2 separate regions of the Homo sapiens genome follow, and region 2 is linked to region 1. Evidence: chromatin contacts called from ENCODE Hi-C data. All regions are on one chromosome and are shown on one strand. Each heading gives the region's core, a stretch centred on a gene start or an enhancer-like site at or near the end of the contact. The rest is flanking DNA. Distances are from core to core; before and after follow the strand shown. Region 1 holds the start of INPP4A (inositol polyphosphate-4-phosphatase type I A). Region 2 overlaps TMEM131 (transmembrane protein 131).

Evidence for each region. A loop is a pair of places that touch in the nucleus more often than their neighbours do. Pooled maps may share reads with other maps.
Region 2: a loop to region 1 is called in a pooled map, with 2.7 times the contacts of the local background. The contact joins the enhancer-like site here to the promoter of INPP4A in region 1. A Hi-C loop is called at or near these places in 4 of 50 pooled maps.

Annotation. Positions count from the first base shown.
Region 1 is chr2:98,443,203-98,446,310 of GRCh38, forward strand. INPP4A (inositol polyphosphate-4-phosphatase type I A) reads left to right here and starts at 1,656. Exons shown (of 25, transcript NM_001134225.2): 1 at 1,656-1,883. RefSeq lists a silencer at 1,486-2,125.
Region 2 is chr2:97,867,940-97,871,149 of GRCh38, forward strand. All of the region lies in intron 4 of TMEM131 (transmembrane protein 131), which reads right to left. Among named protein-coding and RNA genes, the nearest start is that of TMEM131, 130 kb to the right of the region's middle. Within about 2 kb of position 1,577, at least 19 of the 41 ENCODE cell types and tissues checked have a DNase peak (open chromatin) inside an H3K27ac peak, as active enhancers do.

The DNA.
Region 1 (3,108 bases), core at 406-2,905:
AGTTCAAGACCAGCCTGACCAACATGGAGAAACCCTGTCTCTACTAAAAATACAAATTTAGCCAGGGTGGTGGCACATGCCTGTAATCCCAGCTACTTGGGAGGCTGAGGCAGGAGAATTGCTTGAACCTGGGAGGCAGAGGTTGCGGTGAGCCGAGATCGCGCCATTGCATTCCAGCCTAGGCAAAAAGAGCGAAACTCCATCCCAAAAATAAATAAATAAACAGCATGGCCATAAAATTTATTGTTTGAACAGGAATACATTTGAGAGTGAAAGAGGGCCCTATTAATAATTTTGCTGCAAAAAGATGTAAACTGGGGCTGTTCCAAGCAAACTAATTGGTCACAGTAATTAAAAAAAATGCAAAAATATTTTTGCATTTCTACAAATTTGATTTTCTTGGCTTTAACTTTGTACTGTGGAGTCAAGGTTCTGTCAATATTTCTTTCCATTTAGCTGGAGAAATAATAAGAGGGAACTGTTTTATTACTAAGTTACTTTTCAGAAGAGAAATAAAATAAAAAGTAAAGAAATAAAAATTTAAAACTAGGACATTTTCTTTTTCTTTTTTCTTTTCTTTTCTTTTCTTTTTTTTTTTTTTTTTTTTAGAGATACAGGGTGTTGCTCTGTCTCCCAGGCTGACACTGCAGCCTCAAATTCCTCTGCTCAATCGATGCTCCTGCCTCAGGCTCCCCAAAAAACTCGTTTTATATTTGTTTATTTTTATTCCAGACTATTGTCTGTATTTTGGTGACATGAGGAGGATCAGACATAATTCTAAATGAGTTCAGAGAATTCTTAATTTCCATTCCTAACTGGTTAATCTCTTTTGTTTTTGAAGCAAATTATATGTTTAAATGCTCTGCCTGAGAAGTATTCTGGTTTATTGAATTAAAATCATTTTAAGAATTTTTTTTTCGGATAAAATGTGAAGACTCAAAGATAAGGATACATTCAGTCCAGTATTTGCCCTTGCTCAAGGAGAAATGCTGTTTTAAAGTCAAAGTGAAAATTTTCTTCCAAAACTTCTGATTATTGTTTTTGTCTATGGAAAAATAGAAACTTGGGGCAAAGTGTAAGGACTGATGCTGTTGCAAGTCTGTTAGTGCACACTTATGCACACAGGCCAGAACAGGTCCGGAAGGACATACACTTAGAGGTTAGCAATTTTCTTTTTTTTGCAAGTCTGTATTTTCAAAGAATTAAGATTTTAATTTTTTGCTTGTCTGGTTGGAATGTTCAGTTTCCTAAACATCTCCTGGGGAGTGAGTACGTCTGCACTTCAGGAAGTGCTCTTGTCCGGAGGGCAAAAGGTTGGGGGCGCATCCCCGGGTCGCGGCTCCTCCAGGAAACTTTCCCTTGGGGATCCGTCAGGGCCTCAGATGCCTCAGTGGATGACAGGGTGAAGATGCCATCGCTCAGTCAAGTCCAGAAGTTCAAGAACTCCTTGCAGGTGAAGCAGTCACAGGATAGGGTGGGATCTTGTGGGAACCTAGCAGTAGGAATTGGCGCGAGCAGCTCGGTCACCGGCCCTACTGTCTCAGAGGGCGGACCCAGCTCGGGCTGGTAGTGGGGCGGGGGTCGCAGGGCGCGGGCCGGGCCCTCAGCGCGCATGCGCGACAAGGGGGCGGGGCCAGGGCGGGGCTGCGCCCGGCGTCTAGAGCGGCGGCGGCTGGCTAGGGCTGCGGCGCGCGTGGAGGGTTCGCTGCTGGTTTGCCGCCGGGTCGGGCTCCGTGGGCCGGGGCAGGAGGACCAGCACCTGAGGCCGGGCCCGCAGCCCGCGACTTCACAGCCAGGCGGCGGCGCTGCTGCTGCTGCGGGGCTCTGGCGCGCAGCCCGGCGGGACAGCGGGGCGGCTGGCGCCGGGGGCCGGGGAGCGCCAGGTAGGTGGGCCGGGCCGGGCAGGAGGCGACGCGGCCGCCGCGGGGGCCGGGGCCGGGGACGGACAGCGGGCGCGGGGGCGCGTCCAGGTCCCCGCTGGGGCGGATGTGGACGGCGCCCGCGGTTTTCATGGAAATTGCACTGCCTAACGGTGCCAGTGGTCCACCTGCGGTGGCGTCTTTTGAGAACAATCCGAGCCCGGCCGACCCCCAGCCCCGTGAAGACGCGGCCGCCCCAGCAGGGAGCCGGGTGCCGAGCGGGCGCGTGGCCGCGGGACGCAGACGCGGTGCCTGCCCGATGCGGCTCCAGGGCTGGGTCTACGGGCTCCTGAAGCTGGAGGCCTTGCCGTGTTTGGGGTGGAAACATAACCGGGTGAAAGTAAACATGCATCTCCGTGTGGGAAATCTGGTCTCCATCCTCGAAACTCTTCCATTTTCTGCCTGCCTTTAGACCCCGACAACATTTCTAGCATCTTTGCTTTCTATATTTTATTTCTCTCTGGCTTTGCTAGTCAATTAATTGAGGCCTGAGAAATGTGCAGGGATCTGTGGCTGTCTCTTGAAAAGCCAGCCAGGAATGGGTAGGCCCCAGAAGACAGACGTTCAAAATGTCAGAGGTAAATTTGTGTCTTTGTGGGCGAAGGAAGGGAATGTTGATGGTCTCGCTTCCCTTCCCCTGTCGCCTGCCCTCTGACATTACATAATGATGGGTTCTTCCTGCCCCGAGTTCATCCGTAATGACAGACCATGAAAATGTTCCTCTGGGTAAGAAAGACCTATATGTGGTAGAGCCCATCTTCTCTTTTGCTTTGCCACTGAATGTGTCTTGTGTTGGGAACCTGCCTAAGAGTGGAATTTGATTTGTCGCCTGCCCCTCAGGGCATTTAAACCAAGGGAATGGGGGTGGGGTGGCGATTTGGGTGTTGCAGAGAAATTCTGACTGGTCCATCTGTTCACAGTGGGTTGTGTGGACCATGGGGAAGCCAGTGGGGTTGAGGACAGAGTGGGTTGACTTCGGTGTGAATCATGGTTCTGCCGCTTGCTGACTCTGGTTCTTATCTCTAAAAGGTGAGAGCAGAGCCTTTTTTGCTGAGTTTGTTTTGGAATCTAGCTGCTGTTGGCGTTGGCCAGTGCACGTAGAATTGCTTGCTATAGGTTGTCCTAGAATTGAGCCTAATTTTTCTTTGGTTGAAAAACACACTTTCTTTAACGGAAATTTTGTTTTTGG
Region 2 (3,210 bases), core at 327-2,826, 580 kb before region 1:
ATGAATAATTTCCTGCAACTTTAATAACTTTTTAAAAAATAATTCTCATTAGTTAAAGTACTGTCTGTTGAGGTGGTCCATTGAGCTCCTTACTCCATTCTTAAAATCCCATGCCCTAAGGGTATATTTGCTTCAAGTATTCGGAAGCTCCATTGTTAGATGCATGCATATTTCGAGTTGTTATTTTTGTGTATCTAAATTAACCCCTCTATATTTATGTAATATCCCCCTTTATTCCCAGTAATAGTGCTTGTTCTGAAGTTTACTTTGTCCAAATTAACACAGCCCTTTCACGGTTCTTTTGGTTAGTGTTTACATGGTAATATCTTTTCCATCCTTTTATTTTTAACTTGTCTATGTCTATCTATCTATCTATCTATATATAAAATATTGTCTATGTCTTTATATATATACACACACACACATATATGTAGGTTTTCTGCTAGTTGTGTCTCGCTTTTTTATTCAATGTGACAATCTTGGTCTCTTAATTGATGTGTTTAGATTATGTATATTTAATGCAATTATTGATAGAGTTAAAGTCTATCATCATGCTAGTTACTTTATTTTTTTTACTAACTAGGAAAGCCGTGCCCACAGACTGCACTGGAGAGGTAGGATCCCACAGGAGAGTTTCTCTGCTTTACCCAGGGAAGCAAAATCCTGGCCAAAAATCATTCTGTGGCTGACGTTCTGTAGATTGCACATTATGAGGTCCACAATCATTCTGTGGCCTAACAGTTCAGAACAACAACAACAACAAAAAGTGGGAACAGGGTTTGGGTCCTGAGGCAGTGATAGATAGGTATCCAGAAAAGGTCTGTAAGAACATATTTGGAGTTAGACAGTAGAACTCCTCAAACCAAGAAGCACTCAAATTGTTGAATTCCTCTTGCCTCCGTGGAGACTCAGATCCTTTAAATGACAGGCTCATCAATCCCAGGTGGGGTTACGACACCATGAAACAATTAGGGAAATGGGTACAAACCACAAGGGGCCTCAAACTACAGCCACGATACTGCAGGAAGCTCAATCGATACAATATAGAAGATAAAAGTCTTCTTCCTCAAGCTTCATATAGACATTTACGTAGAAAACAACAGCGCACAGAAATAAAAACATCCTCCTTGCATCCTGAAAGTTCACCAACTGTATGCTTTCTTAAGAAAAAAAATGCTTTTACAATTCAAATAGACTTCAGGCTAACTGGCAACCATTCATGCACATCCCTGTGAATTCCTTCTCAATGTTTTTCCTTGTGTAACTTTAGTACAATCAATCTCAGCTAAGATAAAGAAGACAGGATACATAATGGACAGGTAATTTGGGGTATCCTTCAAGAAGACAGGATTGGAGGTGGCCTCCTGCAGGAGAGGGCTGTGGGGAAAAGAGACAAGTGTGGAAGTGCTAGGAGCCTGGAAGCAGGAGTGGATCAGAATGCTTGATCTGCAATGCTTCTGAGGCTGGCCCTGCCCTTTCTTCCAGGGATCAAAGAGGAAAGGCATGGGCCACATCCCATAGAAATGAATGAACCCTTGCTCAGAGGAGATGAGTCATCTACTTATGTTGTTCAAAGTAGCTTGGAGTAACAAGAACAGAGGGAAGCTGTCAGGAAGGACATCAGCAGGCTATTTTAGTCGTTGCGTGCTCAAACAGGGCAGGCTGCCTCTAGCTCTGGGCAGTCCACACCACAGGAAGCAAAGGGAGCGGGCACTCCTTGGACAGACTTGCTCACAGACCTCATAGGTCTGTGAACAGCTTGCCTTCCTCCTCACCATCCTCCGTTCCTTTGGTGACATGAGCAGAATCTAGACCATGGAAAGTACATGACCATTTGTAAACTCACAATGTGTTGCTTTTCTATACTATGTAACAAATTACCACAAACTTTGAGGCTTAAAGCAATGCCCGTTCATTATCTTACAATTCTGTAAGAATGCCTGGTTTATCTGCTCGAGGTCTCACAAGGAAATGCAGGTGTCAGCAAGATGTGTCCTCATCTGAAGCTCAAAGTTCTTTTAAGTTCATTCTGGTTGTTGATAAAATTCGGGTTGCTTTCAGTCTTTTGCCATATGACCCTACCATTTTCAAAAGCAGCACGAAGAAACTCTCTTGCATCCAATATCTCCCTTACCTCAAATACCTGACATTTCTGTTTCTGATTGCTAAAGCCAGATTTTAAAGGTTCGTGGATTAGGTCAGGCTCACCCAAAAAAAATCTATCTCAAAGGTCAATTGATTTGGGGCCTTAGTTACAGTTTCAAAATCCTCTATAGCAACACCTAGATTGGTGTTTGATTGAATAATTGGGAGAATGTATGTACAGGTACATTAGAGGCCAGAAATTTTTAGAATTCTGGTCTATCTTAGAATTCTGCCTATCATAAGCAGGATATATGACTACTTGGCTGAACAGGTAAAATTTAAAAATAAAACAAAGATTTCCAAATGCCTGCCAGTGCTGGTCCTGTTTGTTTCCATTACTGGCTGTCCAAAGACAGAAGTAGGGCCAAAAGGGACAGTGTGAGGTATTTATAAACCAAGCTGAAGCAGGCATACAGCTGTTCTCTGTGCTGCTGCAGCAGAACTACGAACTGTCCATATTTTCGAATAGTCTGAGGCTCAAAAGAATTAGAAAGCAGCAGCTATGAATTAGAGACTAGCTTGGAAAGTAAACTGCAATTTTGTGGTCAAGGGCAAGTTTCCTACACCACAGAAAGATGACACTGCAGTGCCAGGAAACAGCTGAAGAAATGGCTTAGCAACTGCCCTGAGGCAGACCTTATGAATGACAGTGACACAGCACTCTGTTAAGCATAGTTTTGGGCAGGAAGTCGGGTCAAATCAATATGCAGTACTTTGTACCACTCAATTACCGCAAAATACTACTATCCTCCTTTCAAAAACATTTTAGATTGAAGGCTGAGCTGGGGAGTTGATGTAAAATCTTTTATGGAAAGATTGGGTAGGTAGGAATTGAAAAGCTAAGAGGCACCAAGTATCCCTTTAGGGGGCCTATTTGATTTTCTTGGAATACCAAAAAGTCATCAGAGAAAAATGCCTTTCATAAACTAAATTTATCTTGACAATAAAGACATCTATTTTTAGCAATAGTCTATTCAACGTCCATTTTTTTTATAGCCATGAAGTACCTACTTTAACCTTCAGATCTGAAATCAAGATTTTCTGAATGTAATAATTATATAAGCC